Regions from separate parts of the Homo sapiens genome. Here regions 2 and 3 are each linked to region 1. A link is a loop called in an ENCODE intact Hi-C map of the cell type or tissue named here. Cell type or tissue: gastrocnemius medialis. All regions are shown on one strand. Links, peaks and the distances in the headings refer to the core of each region. The heading gives the core; the rest is flanking DNA.

Evidence for each region. A loop is a pair of places that touch in the nucleus more often than their neighbours do. Peaks named below come from ENCODE experiments on the same cell type or tissue, not always from the same donor. Only the 100,000 strongest peaks of a DNase experiment are listed, where the experiment ranks them.
Region 2: a loop joins it to region 1, with 2.8 times the contacts of the local background. A loop is called at or near these places in 4 of 110 quality-filtered maps.
Region 3: a loop joins it to region 1, with 6 times the contacts of the local background. A loop is called at or near these places in 2 of 110 quality-filtered maps.

What each region holds. Positions count from the first base shown.
Region 1 is chr14:99,606,028-99,612,096 of GRCh38, reverse strand. It overlaps a transcript of HHIPL1 not described here. Among named protein-coding and RNA genes, the nearest start is that of CCDC85C, 4.9 kb to the right of the region's middle. RefSeq lists an enhancer at 5,331-5,625. In gastrocnemius medialis, for the core only: CTCF peaks have their summits at 2,271 and 2,470; no DNase peak of the experiment used is centred there.
Region 2 is chr14:100,212,187-100,218,255 of GRCh38, reverse strand. The region is part of intron 1 of YY1-DT (YY1 divergent transcript); the gene reads left to right. Among named protein-coding and RNA genes, the nearest start is that of YY1-DT, 23 kb to the left of the region's middle. RefSeq lists enhancers at 1-346, 3,286-3,335, 4,013-4,513 and a silencer at 3,556-4,275. In gastrocnemius medialis, for the core only: no CTCF peak of the experiment used is centred there; a DNase peak (open chromatin) is centred at 3,645; H3K4me3 peaks cover 1,396 bases; H3K27ac peaks cover 1,933 bases.
Region 3 is chr14:99,032,622-99,038,690 of GRCh38, reverse strand. All of the region lies in intron 1 of LOC107984696 (a long non-coding RNA gene), which reads left to right. Among named protein-coding and RNA genes, the nearest start is that of BCL11B, 240 kb to the left of the region's middle. RefSeq lists an enhancer at 1-271. In gastrocnemius medialis, for the core only: no CTCF peak of the experiment used is centred there; DNase peaks (open chromatin) are centred at 1,557, 2,550 and 3,210; H3K4me3 peaks cover 542 bases; H3K27ac peaks cover 419 bases.

The DNA.
Region 1 (6,069 bases), core at 559-5,558:
CTTTGTAAATTACCCAGTGTTGGGTATTTCTTCATAGCAGGTGAGAATAAATTAATACAGAGCCTCAAGAAAGACAAAGCAGGTTAAAGAAAGTACAAGCATCTTTGCCCACCAGAGTGACAACCCTAGACATCACCGAGGATGGGCAAGGCACATCCCATATCCTTCTGGCAGGAGTAAGAATTAGCCCCAGCTCTTTGGAAAGCACTTTGGCACTGTCTAGCCAACCTGTGTGTACTGTGTGACCCTGACATTCTCTGTCTTGGTATAGATGTGAGCAAAGTTCATACTCATGTGCGTTGGGACACGCGTATAAGAAGGTCCACAGGGCATTGCTTATAGGAAAAAAAAAAAACAACCCAAAAACTAGGCTGGGCATGGTGGCTCCCACCTGAAATCCCAACACTTTAGGAGGCTGAGGCAGGAGGATCACTTGAGGCCAGAAGTTCAAGATCAGCCTGGGCAACATAGTGAGAACCAATCTTTCTTTAAAAAAAAAAAAAAAAAAAAAGGCCAGGCACGGTGGCTCACATTTTTAATCCCAGGATTTTGGGAGGCCAAGGTGGGTGGATCACCTGAGGTCAGGAGTTCGAGACCAGCCTGACCAACATGGTGAAACCCTGTCTTTACTAAAAATTACCTGGGCGTGGTGGTGGATGCCTGTAATCTCAGCTACTCAGAAGGCTGAGGCAGGGGAATCACTTGAACCCAGGAGGTGGAGGTTGCAGTGAGCCGAGATAGTGCTATTGCACTCCAGCCTGGGTGACAGAGTGAGACTCCATCTCAAAAAAAAAAAAAAAAAATTACAGGTGGTGAGAGCCTGTAGTCCAAGCTACTCAGGAGGCTGAGGCAGGAGGATCACTTGAGTGAGTCTGGGAGGTTAAGGCTGCAGTCAGCCATGACTGAACCATTGCACTCTGGCCTGGGTGACAGAGTCTCAAATGAACAAACAAACAAAACTAGAAACAAATGTCTTCAACAGGAGAAAAGTAAAGGTAATATATGCATGCAATGGATCTAAGATAGCAGTAGTTCTTAGCCAAGGGCAATTCGGCAATGTATGAAAATATTTTTAGTTTTTAAAGTGGGGGACAGGGGTACTACTTCCGTCAAATGGGTGGAGGCCAGGGTTGCTGGTGAATGTCCTACAATGCACACAGTAGCCCCTCACAACCACGCTGAGGTTGAGTAACCTTGCTATATGGCTATGAAAATGAATGAACTACAGCTACATGTACCAACATAATGAGGGCAGAAGCACGCTGCAAATGAACACATGAAGGACCATGCCATGAAAGAGTTCAAAAGCATGCAAAATCAAACACTATTTTTTTTTGAGGTGGAGTCTTGCTCTGTTGTCTAGGCTAGAGTGCAGTGGCATGATCTCTGCTCACTGCAACCTCTGCCTCCCGGGTTCAAGCGATTCTCCTGCCTCAGCCTCCTGAATAGCTAGGATTACAGGCACCTGCCACCACACCTGGCTAATTTTTGTATTTTCACTGGAGATGGGGGTTTTGTCATGTTAGCCAGGCTGGTCTCGAACTCCGGGCCTCAAGTGATCCACCTGCCTTGGCCTCCCAAAGTGCTGGGATTACAGGTGTGAGCCACCGTGCCTGGTCTAAACACTATCTTATAAGGGAGAAATATGGTAAGCTGAAAGCACAGGAATAACCAACACAACACTGAGATTCCCAGATACCCTTGGGTCGGGGAAGGCTGGGACCTGTGACCAGGAGGGGCTGCAGGAGCATCAAAAGCAGAAGTGGTAATACTTTAGTCTGGGTGGTGGGCTCCCAGGCATATGCTTCTCAGTGTTCTTTGTAATATGAACCAGTTCACCATAAGAATAATATTAAGTGCATTGAGGCAATAGCCAGCTCTGCAAAGAACTCCCCTGACTCAGTTTCCCCAGTATGTTGAGCCTCCCTCTTGTCTTGTTCCATCAGGCGATGGTGTGAGGAGATGTCAGCAGCTAAAGGGGCAGGCGGAGAATTTCCATGGCTCTGGCTGGGAAGTCATGGAAAGGGAGGGGTCAGATGCTGACAGCCCCCATCAATCTCTTTATTTCCATCACACTTGGCTCTGGCTCTGGCCTGCCTGGCCTCAAAGCCTTCTCACTGTCTGCTAGTCTCAGTGATCTCCCCTCAAACCTCCTGTTGAGTGCTTTCTAATCACACACAAGTCTGGCCAGATCTCTCCTCTGCTCTAAGCCTTTCTGTGGCTCCCCACTGCCATCAGGTTATACTTGAGGCTTTTTGTCAACATGTGAGGCCCTTTGGGCTTCAGCTGCACCCTTGCCTTGCAACATCAGCGGTTCTAGGCAGCCGTCCTGTGCAGTGCGGACTTCCTGAGCTCCAGAAAGGTGCCTGGCACGATGGTTAACAGTGGGGATGAAGGAACCCATCCTCCCCTAGCCCTCTCACTGCTGCCCCTGGCGGTCCAGCATGTAGGGAAACTGGCAGTCCCAGCTTCATGCGGTTTCCCCACCTATAAATGTGGGAGTTGAGACACATGACCTCGGAACTCTGTGTTCTTGAGGATCCCCATATTCTGGGCTGGCCCCACCCCAAAAGGAAGAAGGTGGCAGCCCAGGGCCATACCCAGAATCCTTTGTAGCCCAGTCTGCCAGGGGCAAGCATGGGGTTTCCTGGACAATCCTTGTTTCACTGGACCTCAGTGTTTGCCTCTGGAAAATGGGTAGAAATATCCTCATGGGAAGATAGTCCTGGTGCAGAGGATGGGAAAGGAAGCGTGGCTCCCCTCCCCAGAGCTTTGCAAGAGCTCTGCCAAGTGCTTAACACTAGCTCTGTCAGGGAGGGCTTGGATGAGAATACTGGGGCTCTGAGAGGACAAGGGACTGGTCTAGGGTCACCCACCCAGACAGTGATAGAGTTGCAGGGAGACTGAGCTAATGACATGCAGTGTTCTATCAGTAGAAATAGCTGGAGAGCTCTGACCACAGGTGCCATCCAGAGGCGTCAGAGCCACTGAGGCTTGGTCACAACATGGAAAAGCCTGAAGCAGGAGGAAGTGGGTGGTGAACATGGGTCCAGGCACCTTGCAGACACTCAGCATCACAGAACCAGAGTCACAGCAGAAGAGACATCGCAGAGCATCCACCCCATTCCTCCTTCTTGAGAAGGGAAACTGAGGTGTGGGAGACAGTAGTCTATGGGGTCAGATACACTCTGGAGCTCAGATGGTCCTGGGTTCAAATCCTGGTTCAGCCACTTGCTAGCCATGTGACCTTGGGCAAGTGACTTAACCTGTGTGAGCCTCAGTTTCTTACTCTGTAAAATGGGAACAGAGGGTTCTTACCGCATCAGTGAGGAGTCAGTGAGACAATCTATGTGGAACTCTAGCACAGTGCTGGGTACCTAGAAAGTGCCCAGTCAACATTGTCCATATTAGTAACACTTAACCACTTTTCAGTGGACCCTGACTTCTTGCTGCTGGTAGCCTTTCAGGATGATACCTCATAGTCTGGCCCAGACCTGGTCAGCCACCATTGCCTCACTGTCCTGAAGAAGATTCAGCTACCACCAAACACTTTGTTGGCCATACCAGAGTCCTTGGGTGTCCACAAGCCTCTGAACACTGCCTGTAAGTTCACGCCCAATGAGCTGAGCTTCTTGGAGGCAAACAACCAGCCAATAAGAACCCATGTTCAATCCTCGAAGGGCTAATGACACCTCCTCATAGGTTTATTATAACCCTCAAAAGAGGACAGGTTAGAATCATTGGCATATACTGAGTCTAGGATAAGCGGCAGGTGGTGTTGGTTATTGTCATTGTCATTGCCATTATTATTAGATATCAGAGCTCCCAGGGAAAGGGTCCAGCTTCCTTCTGAGGCTTACAAAGCCCTCCTCTGCCCAGCTCCATCGCTCAACCTCTTCCCGACTTTCCCCACCCTGCTGTTCCCTTCTGTATACCCCAGCTGCAAGGTGTAATAGTGTCTCTCCACACCCCTCGCCTGCTCACCTCTGGGCCTTTGCTTGTACTGCTTCCTCCACCTGGAGCCTCCTCCCCACTCCACAAGACGACAAACTCCTTCAAGATTCACCTCCTCTAGGAAGCCACTCCCAGTGCCTGAGCATGCTCCCACAATGATGTGTTCTGCCCATTCTCATTTGCAGTACTTACCACAATGCATTGCAATGTGTATATATATATTCCCATTTAAATGTGTTTGTGTATAAATGCATATATACTCATAGATTTCCTCTATGTTCAGTGAGCTAATGAATGAAAGTGACCTTGGGCCAGGCATCTCCCTTCTGGGGCTCTGTTTTTCCTCACCTTCAAAATGAAGCCTCAGACTCAATCTGTCACGTACTGAGAGGTTTGACATTCACTCAGCAAACACCAAATGGTACTGCCTCTGGGGTTGGAGCTCACAGCCCCAACCATAGAGAAGAGTAAGAAAGTCCATTCCCCCTGAAAGTGAGGGGCACACTCTGCTTGTCACCAGCTTGTACCAGTACTCCCCCCACAGGCCCTAGGTTTTGGAGTATTTTGTCTACCATGTATTAGCATCTACCGTGTGTTAGCGTACCGGTTCTCAGCCCCTGCTGGCTCTCACAAATGTGTGTGGCTCTAAATGAACACACACATCCTGGGAGAGTCTTTAAAAAAAGGGGGGTAGAATGTTGGTGGGGCACCTTTATTTTGAAAAGACTCACAGCTACTTTCCCTGGGCACCTACAGTATGACTGTTAGTGCACCATGATTTGGTTTCACTGTTTTCATAACAAAGCAGAGTTGTCATGACCAAGGGGCTTAAGAAGCAAAGTCACTGAGGCAGGAGAATTGGATTGCTTGAGCACAGGAGTTTGAGACCAGCCTGGGAAACACAGTGAGACTCTGTCTCTATGGGGGAAAAAAGAAAAGAAAAGAAAATAGCCAGGCATGGTGGTGCCTGTGGTCCCAGCTACTCAGGAGGCTGAGGTGGGAGGATCTCTTGAGCCCGGAGGTTGAGGCTGCACTGAGCCAAGATCATGCCACTGCACTCCAGCCTGGGAGACAGAGTGAGACCCTGTCTTAGCCAAAAAAAAAAAAAAAAAAAAAAAAAAGGCAAAGTCACGTTGACATTTTGGGATCCTGGTTCTGTTGGGCTGTGAGTACTCCAGGGGGCATGGCACCTACTGCTGGACCCTGCGATATGGGCCCTCCGGGAGGGGGCTCTGGCCTGGGGAGTCCCTTTTCCTTCAGGACGCTGTTTCAGCCCTGGGCCCTCTCACCTCCTCTGGTCCTGTCCTGTTCTGCCCAAGCATTCCCAGCCCTGGTGTGGGGAGCAGAGAGACCCTCCCTCAAACCACCCAGTACCACCACCACTAGCACCTTGTCTTTGTTCTACCCTGAGGATGTGAGCAAAGCTATCAAGACTCCACAGAGGAACTCTTGGTCCTTGGTCCACACAGCCTGTAGATGACGCAAACAAACCCCACCTAGATAGAGGCTTCACTTTCTTCTTGGAAGTTCAGCGGAAGCTGCCAGCTCTGGAGGATCAGGGGGCAGAGATAACAGGCCCCAGGAACCACCAGGAGCCATGCACGAACGGGGAGGGGGTTCTCACAAAGCACAGTGCTGTCTCAGCAACTTCCCTGGTGAGCTGGTGGGTTTTTCCTATGGTGTATCCAACGTTTACGCTTCGATCTCCAGGGAGCAACTCTGTGCACAGGCTTCATTCTGCAGGGAGCCTGCAAGGAGCTCCTTGAAGTTAATATGGCTTCCTGGGGGTTGAGACAGACCTGCAGCTCCCCCAGGCAGAAGCTGAAAGCCCCTCCCTCTCTAAACCCAAACTGAGCTGTGCTGGACCAGCAGAGCAGTGCCTCAGAGGGGAGGATGTCCCCTCCCCTCAGGAGCTGGTTCTCTTGGGCAGGGCCTGGGAGACCCTCAGCATCCCTGGGGTTTAACCTTGGAAGCTGTGCTCAGCCCATCCTCTCCCCACCACCCTCCCCTGACCATCTGTCTGGAGAGAGTGGCGAACGGGTGGGAGATGAGATATTGAATCTGGACCTCTCTGTGTACTCCCCTCCATCTCTTCTCAACATGTGGGCCAGGGTG
Region 2 (6,069 bases), core at 721-5,720, 610 kb before region 1:
GGGCTCAGAGGTTGGCACTTGGCAAGCAGAAGGGGCACGGGCTGGCCAGTAGAACAGCGCTGGGGTGCACGAGGCAAGAGGTAGAGATAAGTCACTGAGAAGGGCAGAAGTGGGGGGACCTGTTTCCAAAGCACTAAGGCTGGTGGCCAGAGCCCTGCCGGCTGCATCAAGTCAGGAGAGTGTGCTCCTGGAAGCATGGGCAAGCGGGGGAGACTCAACCTTAGTTCTGAGTCCAGAAATAAAATGGCCCTCTATTACACAGTTATCTTTGACTCCTCAAGCCCCTCTTGCTTTCACATTGAGTCACTAAATGCTGTCCTTTTTCTGATAGTCTCTACATTTTATTCCTTTGCTTTCAATTTGGTGAGAAAGGTATACATACAGAAGTGTATACAAAAACTGTGCAAAGAAGTTAGAGAATAATTGTATCATGAACCAGCACCCAGGTAAAGATATAAACACAGCCAGCATCCCAGAGGCTGTGCCCCAGCCTGACCATGACCGTTCCTTCTCCCTACAGGTCCTAGTGCAGTTTTGTGATGTGATACAGCCTTGCATTTCTTTATTGCTTTGCACCATTGGGGTTTTAATTGGGATTGCATGGATCTTATAAATCACATGGAGAAAGTGGACTTCTTTTAATGTTAATCCATGGACGCGGTATATCTCTCTAGTTACAATGTCCCCTTTGTCTCACAATCAGGGTTTCTGATTTTCTCCATAGAGATCTTGTACTTTTAAAAAAATTGTTTTCTTGGCTAGGTGCGGTGGCTCGTGCCTGTAATCCCAGCACTTTGGGAGGCCAAGGCAGGCAGATTACTTGAGGTCAGGAGTTTGAGACCAGCCTGGCCAACATGGTGAAATCCTGTCTCTACAAAAATACAAAAATTGGCTGGGCGTCATGGCGGGCGCCTGTAATCCCAGCTACTTGGGAGGCCGAGGCAGGAGAATTACTTGAACCCAGGAGGCAGAGGTTGCAGTGAGCCCAGATCGTGCCATTGCACTCCAGCCTGGGTGACAGAGCAAGACTGTTTCAAAAAAGAAAAAAAAATTGTTTTATTTTATTTCTTTCCTGAGATCTCTGTATGTACTTGTTTTATTAAGAGGTCTGTGATATTATTATAAATTTTTTTTTTTCTTTTTTGAGACACAGTCTCGCCCTGTCGCCCAGGCTGGAGTGCAGTGGCACAATCTCGGCTCACTGCAACTTCCGTCTCCTGGGTTCAAGCGATTCTCCTGCCTCAGCCTCCTGAGTAGCTAGGGCTACAGGTGTGTGCCACCACGCCCGGCTAACTTTTTTTGTATTTTTTAGTAGAGACAGGGTTTCACCGTGTTAGCCAGGATGGTCTTGATCTCCTGACCTCATGATCTGCCCACCTCGGCCTCCCAAAGTGCTGGGAGTGTGAGCCACCGCACCCAGCCTATAAATGATTTTTCTTGCTGGATGTTTTAACTGTTACAGCTGGAATTTTAAAATGCAGCTGAGAGTGCCTATAGTCCCAGGTACTCAGAAGGCTGAGGTGGGAGTATTGCTTGGGCCCAGGAGGCTGCATTCCAGCCTGGGCAACATAGCAAAACCCCATCTCAAAAGATAAATAAAAATTTTTTAAATGAAAATGCAGTGGGTTTGTGTATATTGATTTTTATATCTAGCAAGCTCACTAAACTCTCATGGTAACTTACCTTGTGATTCTTTGGCTTTTATATCATCTCTAAATAATGACAGTTTGTTTTTTTCCTTTCAGATCTTTATATCCTTTTCTTTTTCCTTGCCTTTCTTCCCTGGCCTGGACTTCCCGTACAGTTTGCACCCTACTGGAGGTGGTGACAGTGGGCATCGTTGCCATGTTTCCATTCTCACAGGGAAAGCTATCATTGTTCCTCCACTATCTACGATGTTTGTTATGGGGTTTTACAGCTACCCTTTGTCAGGGCAAGGAAGTCCCTTCCATTCTTAGGTTGCTAAGAGTTTTTCTCATGAGTGGATCTTTAGTTTTCTCTACGAGCCTAGAGAGGATGGTATGTCTTTTCCTTTTTTCCATTAAAGTGATAGATGATGCTGAGTTTTCCAATGCTGACGGACCCTGCGCTCCTGAGAGAAACAGGCTTGACTGTGTTGTATTGTCTTTTTTAGAAGCTGCCAGATTCAGTTTGTTACTCGTGTAGGATTTTTGTGTCTATTTTTCATGAATGAGATTGCCCTGTCCTTTTTCTTTTTCATATTTCCCTTATTAGGTGTTGGTGTCAAGGTTATCATTGCCTCACCGAACCAGTTGGGCAGTCCCCTCTTTTTCTGTGTTCTGAGTTTGTATAAAAGCGGAACTCTTTGTTCCATACATGTATATTAAAACTCACGGAGGATGCCATCTGGGCCTGGAGTTTGCTCTGCAGGAAGGTCGACTCCTGATTAACTTGGTCTTTCATGAACCTCCCATCCTTCCAGACCAGACCACCTCACCGGTGGACCATAGTGGCACCCTAAGGAGCACTGCCCCAGGCCTCCTCCCCAGCCAGTCTTCCTGTTCCCAGCTCTCTCCACCGGTCCCCACTGTCCCCTGATAAAATGTAGATTTACTGTCAGACTCAGGGCCCTCACCTGTGGCCAAACCACTTGCCTATCCTACCCTTCTGCTGTGTCCTGCTGAACTGGAGGCACGCCTGGGCCTCCTGTGCTGGAGCCTCCGCCCACGTGTGGCCCATCCAGACTCCTCCTGCCACTAGGGCCACTTCTTCCGGGAAGCCTGCCCTTCCCTTTAACTGCAGGGCCCTGTCTCCTATAGCTCCCAATTTCCACGTATGATCAAGACCGCTCTGGGGTAGAATTATAATCACTCCCTACCCAAGTGAGTGATCCGAGAGGATGGGTATATGCTTCCAGTTACTTGCTTATTCGGTCAACAAAACATACGAAGCACCAGGCACCATATGGAGCTGGAATACATCAGTAACCAAGACTCACAGCTTCCAGTCTCCAGAGCTCTCCAGTGAGTGGAAATAAGACAGCTTTCACTCGACAGGTGAGCACTGAAAAACGAGTTTTAATCACCCAGAATCCCACTGCTAATGGATGAGAGCATTTCTTCTCTTCTCCGCTTTAAAAAGGCGTATAATTATCTACCTGAGTAAGTACAAGCTACACACTACGCTAATTTACGGATAAGGAAACCGAGGCGTGGGGCACTGAGGCTGAAGCTGGCCCGGCTTAGGAATGCTTGGGGTCTGGATTTTGACTCAGCAGGTTGACTCGGAGCCTCCCTGCCTTCTTGAAAAAATAGAATGTGTGTTGAGCTCTGTCCTCGTTTGGGCCTCGAGTTTCACTTATCTTACTACAGACACCACCTTGGGAACACGAAATGTGCATCTCGCCCCTATCTGGGTGTCACCCTCACCGGCTCCCTTGCTTTCTTTTCGGGCTGTAGGGGCAGAACCCAGCCCGGGAGTTCGGAGCCTGGGCTCTCCCGGCGCTGCCATCAACTCCCTGTGATCCCAGCTCGTCACTAGGCCTCTCTGCGCCTCTTTCCACCTGTGTTAGGCGGGGCTGGGATTCCACCCCTGGCGATGGGCGTCGAGGATCCAGCACAGCCGGGGCGGGGCTAGGCGGGCGCGGGGGACGAGGGGCCCCGGGGAGGAGGGCGGGGCGGGGCACGAGGGCCCTGAGAGCCGGAAGCGCGGGGCGGGGCCTGTGCCGGGTGCACCTCGCGAGCTAGCTGCCGCCCCGCCTGTGTCGCGGTCGTACCCTCCGCCCTCTGCGCCGAGAGCCGCTGCCGCCCGAGACCTTCGAGGGCTCCTCGCCCCTGCTTCCTGGGAGACCCTCTCCGCTGGGAGAGTCGCAGTCACGGAGCCGGGGGACACCTGTACGGGCAGGCGGCCGGCGAAGGCCCGGCCCGAGAGGAAGCGGGCCCCGAACGCCGCAACTGCCTGGGAAGCGGCTTTGCGTGTGCGCGGCGAGAGTAGCGGGGCCATTGCCGGGCGTCTCAGGCGCCCGGGGCACCTCCGCCCTTCTTCCTGCCGCAGCTTCCTCGCGGCACTGGGAAGGGCGGCGGGAACGCAGGCGCTGCGCCGGGCGAAGGCCGCGGCCCTGCTCTCATCCTCAGCAGTTGGGAGGCTGGGGCTGGGCTACACCGACCCGAGCGGGGGCCGGGCGCGGGCCAGGCTCCTCCCTCATCTCCGGCTCCGTGGGCCGCGTGGCTGCCCCTTGGCAGGCTCTGCGGGGTCCCTGTCCCTGCCTGGGTAGTGTGCGCCCTTACCCTCCCGCCCCGCTTCAGGCCCTGCAGTTGAGAACACGGCGCCCTCGCCCCAGCCTGGTCCTCGCTCTAGATCCCGACCCTGACGCAGCCTGGGGAAGCCTACAAAGCCCCTCTCAAAATATTTTTAGATGAATAAAATAACAAGATTAGGAAGGAAGGCTACTATGGTAAATAGTTGGCTGGTCGCGGGGCTCACGCCGGTTTTCCCAACAATTTGGGAGGCCGAGGCGGGAGGATCGCTTGAGCCTAGGAGTTGGAGACCAGCCTGGCCAACATAGTGAGACCGTCTCTACAAAAACTTTTTTTTTTAATTAGCCGGGCGTGGTGGAGCACATCTGAGGGCCCAGCTACTCGGGAGCTGAGGCAGGAGGATCCCTTAAGCCTGGGAAGTCAAGGCTGCAGTGAGCCGAGATGGGTGCCACTTCACTCCAGCCTAGGCGACAGAGTGAGACTTGCAGAAGGAAAGAGAGAAAAGAAATACAGTAACAGTTAATAAAATTCTTAACACACATGTAATAATGTATTTTACTCACACATTAAATAACAAGACTAAAGTTGCAAGTCTAATATTCACCATGATTTTGAAATACCAGTGAGTATAAATGATATTTAGAGATTTCTGCAACAGCTGAAATGTGATATGAATATATCTGGGTTTCTCTTGGTGACAAAGTCACAGGGACAGCTAACACCTACTACTGTGGGAATTTTAATATCAGAGGTGGGTGAAAATGAGATCGCATACATTCCTTCAACCCAAATTCAGAAGCCCCCTGGCTTCTATCCTCTGACCTCCCTTCCCCTCCCCTCTCTCTGTGGATCCCAGGTTAAGAACCCCCACCCATGTGACGGGGTGTGAAGAGCTCAGTGGGAGGGGCAGAGAGGAAGAGCCTCCCTGACCCCGGTGTTTGCCTAAAGAGAAGCACAGAGCCAGTTTTCATACTCTGGGCCTTTGCACATGCTGTTCCCTCTGCTGGGCCTTCCCATCCCCCTGCCCCCTCTGCCACCCCAACCTCCTGTCTCCTTGAAAATACCCTACCCCATGCCACCCCCAGCATGGGGTTTCCTCTCTTCTCTTGCTGTCTAGTATCTTCCCAGCTCCACACAGAGCCTGTGTGTTGATCTCAGGGGTTTGTGTTCAGGCCTGGCCTCCTGCTGGGCTGAGCTAGGCAAGGCCTGGGCTGGGGCTGCTCCATCCCTAGGGCCCATTTCAATACTGGTGCTCAACGCATGTTTATTGGATGGATGGATGGATGGATGGATGGATGGATGGATGGATGGATGGAAAAGGTCATGCCCACCATGTTTTCTAAGCATCTTGCAGTCAGCAGCCGCCTGACTCATCTTTGGGCACCCTCCCCTGGCAACAGCAAAGGCTGTGTCACCAGCCCTTCCGACCAGGCTCCTGAGGGGGGTCTTGCATACCTTCTCACAGGTCGTGTCCTAAGATCCCATTTCACCAGTGGGGAACCTGGCCCTGGGAAAGGTCAAGGCTGGCTCCCTTGGTCTGGGAGCTGGCAAGTGGTGCATGAGGGATTCCATCCAGCCTGCCCTGGCCACACTGCTATCCGGTACATCAGCTCAAAGGGCCTCTGCAGAGGCCAAGGTGATGGGAGAGTTGGCCACATGTGAGAATAAGCCCATGCCCTCTGGAGGGAACTCTACTTTGAGTGATAACACTTCTTAAAATGGTTAAGTCATCATTAAGACAAAAACCAAATACACTTCTGATTTCATTCACCCTGTGCACCCGTGGTCACCCCAGCCAAGGGAGACTTGGTGATGCAGGGGATTGAGAAGCAGCCACTGTCTCGATGCTCCC
Region 3 (6,069 bases), core at 601-5,600, 570 kb after region 1:
TAAGGGTCTGGAGTATACTTCCTGTGACTGACTCACTTCGGCTTCATGTCTGTCTCTGAGGCCATCTACGGTCATTTGGTGGTCAGGCTCTCGTTGGCCAGGCCTGGGTCATGTGCCCACCTTGGAGCTGGGGATGGGGCAGCCTTGGCCAACCCACATGGCCCAGGCATAGTTAAGGGGAGGGTGGCTGGTCAGACGAAAACACATCCATCACCCACCATGCCTGGCCCATTATTGTGCTTTCCCATCATGCTCTGCATTTGTGGGGGGCCATTAGGGTGGTTAAGTAAGGGACCTGGTCAAGGAGAATGTGGCCCTCATCCCTGTCCCCTGTCCTGTCCCTGTCCCCTGTCCTGTCCCTGTCCCGTGTGTGTGTGTGTGGCTTGGGGAACAGATAGACAAACTTTCATTGTCAGATCTTACGGAAGGAACTTCCTTTCTTCCAGCTGCATCACATCCGGTGCAGTCTCTGGGAGGGGCGGAGGAGTCTCCTTTATTGAATGTGTTTTTCTGTCCTGCAGAGAGGCCACATCAGTGGTGTCAGGGTTGGATTCCCATCCTTGCCCTGCTTCTTACAGCACATGCATCCCTGGCCCGGCCACTTCGCCTCACTCCCTTTGCAGGCCCTTGAGAAGACCAAGCTGGGTCTGAGCTCTGGCTGCCCCGGGCCCTGGGAGAGGCTCAGGGCCTGTCGGAGACTCTGCCTTCCCCAGCCTCAGATGGTCCCCTGTCGGGGAGATGGGGAACTGCTTTCTTTTTTTTAAACCAATGCTTAAAATGGTGGTGAAATAGACATAGAATTGACCATCTCAGCAGTTTTTCAGTAGCATCAAGTACATTCACATTGTTGTGTCCCATGAATGGTACATCCATCTAGAATACCCTAAGGAATACGGGGAGAGGGAACCCCAGGGGGCGAAAGTTGACATGGATTAATTGTGAAAATCCATTTCTTATCAAACAGGATTATTTTGGGTACAAGTGACAGAAACCCCACTTGAAATGGCTTAAGGATAAAATGGAATGCATTAAAGTCCAAGGAGATAAGTCTAGCTTCAGGCATGGCTGGATCCAGGTGTTCAGACACAGTGACAATCACCCCCACCTGACTCTCCCTCTCCCTCTCTCTCTCTCCCTCTTTCTCTCTCTCCCTGACATATCCCCACACTTCTGCTTTTCTCTGTGTTGGCTTCATTTGCTACAAGGAGTTCTCCTTTCGTCCTCCCAAACAGAAACTCTGTCCCCATTAAATAACACCTCCCCATTCCCCACTCCCCCAGCCCCTGGAAGTCTCCATTCTGGTTTCTGTCTATGATTTTGACCACTTTGGGTATCTTGTATAAATGGAGTCTTACAGTATTTATCCTTTTGTGTCTGGCTTATTTCACCTAGCATAGTGTTTTCAAGGTTCACCCACGTTGTAGAACACACCAGAATCTCCTTCCTTTTTAAGGCGGAACCATATTCCACTGTACATATACACCATGTCTTATTTACTCATTCATCTGTCCAGGGACTCTGGCGCTGCTTCCGCTGTCTTTGGGCCTTTCGGCTATTGTGAAAAGCGCGGCTGTGTGCACGGGTGTGCAAATATCTGTTGGAGATGCTGCCTCTCATTTTCTGGGTGTATACCCAGAAGCGGAAGTGCTGGGACCAATGATCATGCTATTTTTAGTTTTTTGAGGAACTGCCATTCTGTGGGAACAGTTTTTAAAAGCCCTTGGTTCCATCAGCAAGGGTTGATAAATCAGGGCAAAAAAAAAAGATGAAGGAAAAAAGAAGAGGCCCTACTTTTGGGGGCTGAGATGGCAGCGGTGACAGGGAAAAGGATGTATTTTGACTAGCAAGCCAAGCAAGCGTCATCCAGGTGCTGGGCAGGGTGGCGGAGGGAGGGGCCGGGAGGAGCGCAGAGCCTCGCGCCCGGATGCCCGGCCAGCTAGCAGCGCGGGCAGCGGCTTTATGTTGATGGCAAATTGTCACTTTGGCGGAATTCAGGAACGCTACTTATGTCATTAGGCGGCAATCTATAATTAACGCACTCAAGGCTGTGTGAAGGGTAGGATTCTTCCAGGGACAGCTAGAGCGATTCCACCTGCATCTTCTGGGAGCGGGGGTAAGTGGGGGTGTTCACTTCAGCCAGCAGCTGACACCTAATTAGTGGCAATTGTATTGTTCTGATGCCTCCTCCACCAGGAAGCCTCAGGACTCCCAGCTGGAAGGGAGGCTGTCTCAGAGGTGGAGACCAGCCAGAACAAAGAGCTGGAGAAGGAGGTCTGAGCCAGGAGAGCCTGGGAACCATGGGGAGTCCAGCTCATCTACAGAGTCATTTTTATTCCTGGCCATGGAGCCCTTGAATGCCAGGGTCAGGGATGGCTCAGTTCAGCCGGGCCCCAAAAGAGTGGACCAGACTTCTCCAGGGGTTAAGCAACTTTTAAAATGTCGACAGGGAGGGGAAAACATTGTGGAGCTTCCTGACCACGGGGCTGCCTGCAGCCCGGTTTCCCAAGCCATGGGCGGGCTTGGCGTCTGACTGTCCCCTCTGGAATGTCTGGGCTGCAGCCGGGGCTTGCTCTAAATGAGAAACAGGCGGGAGGGGCTTAGCGGGCCTGGCAGGTCGTGGCCAGCTCCTCGTGCGGTCTGGGCAGGGCTGCTTGGCACGGGCCGCCGAGGAGGACGCACTGGCTGTGCAGGCGGCCCTCCCACCAGCATGGAAGGCTTGGGGGGCCCTGGGCCAGCCTGTTCAGGCCAGCGCCTGCACGGAGGGAGGGCAGCCATCTCAGGGACTGCGGCAGAGCACCGCCCTGGAGGGCAGATGGAGCTGGTTCTGCTTCTGGCCCGGCCCCTTCTCCTTCTGCAACCTTGGGAACACGGTTCACAGAGCCTCCGTTTGCTCACATTGGAAATGGAAGCAACAACGCCTCCCAAGGTGGTGAGGTGACCGTGTCTCACGGAACAGAGGTGGTACGAGTGGGTGACACTTCATAGACAGCTGATACCTGCAAAGATCTAGGAGGCTGGCCCAATATCCTGGTTTTATAGCTGTGGGAACTGAGGTTCAGAGAAGTTTGGGACTTTACCCATGGTCACACAGCAAGATATAGGCAAAGAGATTCTTCTCTAATCCACGGATTCCCCAAATCAGCACTTTTTGCTAGAGCCCAGCCCACAAGAGTGTTTTCTGGCTCCCTCCCAGCCTGGCTCTGTCCTCTCTTCCTCTTCCCAGCCCAGGCTTGGTCATGGTAATCTACACTTGCCTAGAGCTTCCTGGTTTCCAGCGTGCTTCCCTGTACATTTTCTAATGCCAGGGGATGGAGAGTCTCAGAAGTCCCCAGGAGCTTCCAGATCAGCGTTGGCCCTGAAATCTGGGGTGGCTCAGATCAAACCCCCCTACCCACCGCTCTCCCACCTCCCAAGTGGTGAAATCTAGTTTCAGACTTTCTGCTAGCGGATGTCCGTTACACATTTTGCAAAAGGCCCAGGAAATGGCATTTCTCCTTCTCAGTAATCCTCCCCGTCAGCCCAGGCTGTGTTCTTAGTTCGCTTTACAGATGAAGAGCCCAAAGGGTTCAGTGACCCACCAAAGGTCCCCCAGGTGAAGTGGGGAAGCTGGGATTCAAGCCAGAGCTGCCTGTGGGTGGCGCTGCTGCCTCCGCACAATCAAGGCTGTGGAAGGTGGAGAAAACGCCTGCGGGCCTCCATGTCCGACCCCTCCCAGGGGAAGAGAGCATGAGGACTTGGGTTTAGGTTGCTTATCCGTGTGCGACCTTGGGGATGCGACTCAATCACTTTGAACCTGTTTCTCCATCAGAGGTTGGGGTAATGATACACAGAATACATAGATGTGAAGACAGGAAGGGGGCCGCGGAGGGCACCCCGTGTAAACCCTGAGACGTCTGGTGTCTGGGGAGGTGTGCATGGCCCTGGGCGGGCGGGGCTTCAGGAGGGGTCTCCCAGGCCAGATTCTAGGGGAGCTCGGAAGCTTAGGACAGAAGAGGATTTTATCCTCTTGGTGGCACGAGACTGAGGGTTTTAAGTGGGAGGTGACGTGATCTCTTGGTGCTTTGGAAAGATCAGCCTGTTAGCCAAGTTGGAGACGGTGGCCTGGAGGGTCAATATGGGCGCAGAAAGAGCAGGGAGGGGGAGGGGCAGAGGGAGGGAGGGAGGAGGAGGCAGCAAGGGGCGCCTTTGTCCTCCGCTTCCCCTCTTCCCTTCTCCCTCTCCCTTCCTTCTCTTCCTCCCTCCTTTTCCTCCCCCTCCCCTTTCTTTCCCCTTTCCTTAAAAGATAGAGTCCAGAGTGTCTAAGTCAGTACCCTATTGGAAGTTTGGGGTTCACTTCCATAAAAGAGATGGCGCTGGTTGTGACTAGGGAGGAGGCATCCTCATGGTTAGGACTGGGGCCGAGCAGCTCCTCACCTTCCTGCCATTTCCTCTTCCTGCTTCCCAGAAGCGCCAGTGCCCCAGCCCCTGAAACGTGTCCACTGGACCCCGGGTTGGGCCAGCAGATGACCTTTCAGAGGTCCCCGAGGTCGGCTTATCACAGGACAGTGGAAACTGTCCTTAGGAGTCCCTCACTGTAATGCACGACACCCATACCTCCAATGACTCACCTGCCTCCCAAGCCCACAGGGCTCCTGGCAGCCAGCTGGGCCCCACCTCTCCGTGTGTGGTCCTGTGGGGTCCCAATCCTCCAAGATGATGAAGGTCCCCAAGAAGGGCTGTAGCAGAGATGTGTCAGCCTGCAGGGGTGACCAATTCCCAACTTTCTTTCCTAAAAGAAGGGAAGTGGGGATGCAGATCCCTGATCGTGACGCTGCTCCAGGGACCAATTCTGCTCTAAGCTATAAAAATATCCCAAAGCCCTCTTTCAAGGCGGCATTTGAAATAACATCTTAGGCCACTGCAAGAGTTGCCTTTGTGCACTTGTGCTTGTGCTTGGTAATGAGCACGCCTAGAGTGTGGGTGATGTCTTGGGAGGCAGGAGGGGACCCTCCAGATCAGAGTTGTCCCTGACATTTGGGTGGCCCAGAACAAACTGCATTACCCACCATTCTCTTACCTTCTCAAGTGGTGGGATCCAAGGAGAATGAAAACAGGACTGGAAAAGACATCTGAGAAAACACCAGTTGGAAGAGAGAGGCACATGTTGGAGCAACACCAAGTGGCCCTTTTGTCTTGGTGTGAAGCGGTGGTTTACAGACTGATTGCTTGTATGTGAGCTTCATGCCTTCGGTTGACCTTAGTGCTAGAATTCCATGTATGTTTAAGATGGTGCTCATAAGTGTGTGCTTGTGTGGGCACCTGCACGCCTATGCATATGTGTGTGTGTGTGTATGTGTGTGGTGTGTACGTGTGTGTAGAAGTTAGGGGTGCTTCCTTATTTCCAAAATGCCCTGAAAACAGCACTTGATGAATGGGTTCAGCCAGACTCAGACTTTGGGCCTGGGACGGCCACTGGCCTAAGTCACGGGTGCTGCACCGGCATCCACAGCATACAGACGATGAGCTTACATCAGGAGCAGGGATAGCAGAAGGGGTTAAGAAGCTTCCCCCAGGGTCATTGCCCCTCTGTGTCCAGTGGAAGATCGATAGGCCTTTAAAGTGATTTATAAAAATGGAAGGGGGAGCAATGCCCTTTCCTCAATCAACTCCGGCGAGTCAAATCAGCATCCTCCACTTGTATTGATCATCCCACTTCGTCTAAACGCACATTAGCAGGGGCAGGTCATAAAAACTAATCCTCCTCTTCCGTCAAATGGAAGGCCATCTTCCCAGCTTCCCTGGAGCCGGGTGATGTCATGAGACTTCTTGTTGGGAGAGAGAGATTTGTATTAAATCTGATGAGGCTGTTTGCATAAAAGCTAATTAGGATGGCCGAGTGGAGAGAGGAGCTTTGGTGTCCCAGACACACCTGTAAAGACCCTCTGGGTTAGGCAACGCCCCACAGGAAGCCTTTTTTCCAAGTCTTGACCTACAGCTGACCTAACTGGCCAATTTCTGAGTTTTTAAAGAACAGTGAGCTAGTGTGATCAAGATGACGATGACAACAACAACAACAACAACAACAACAAC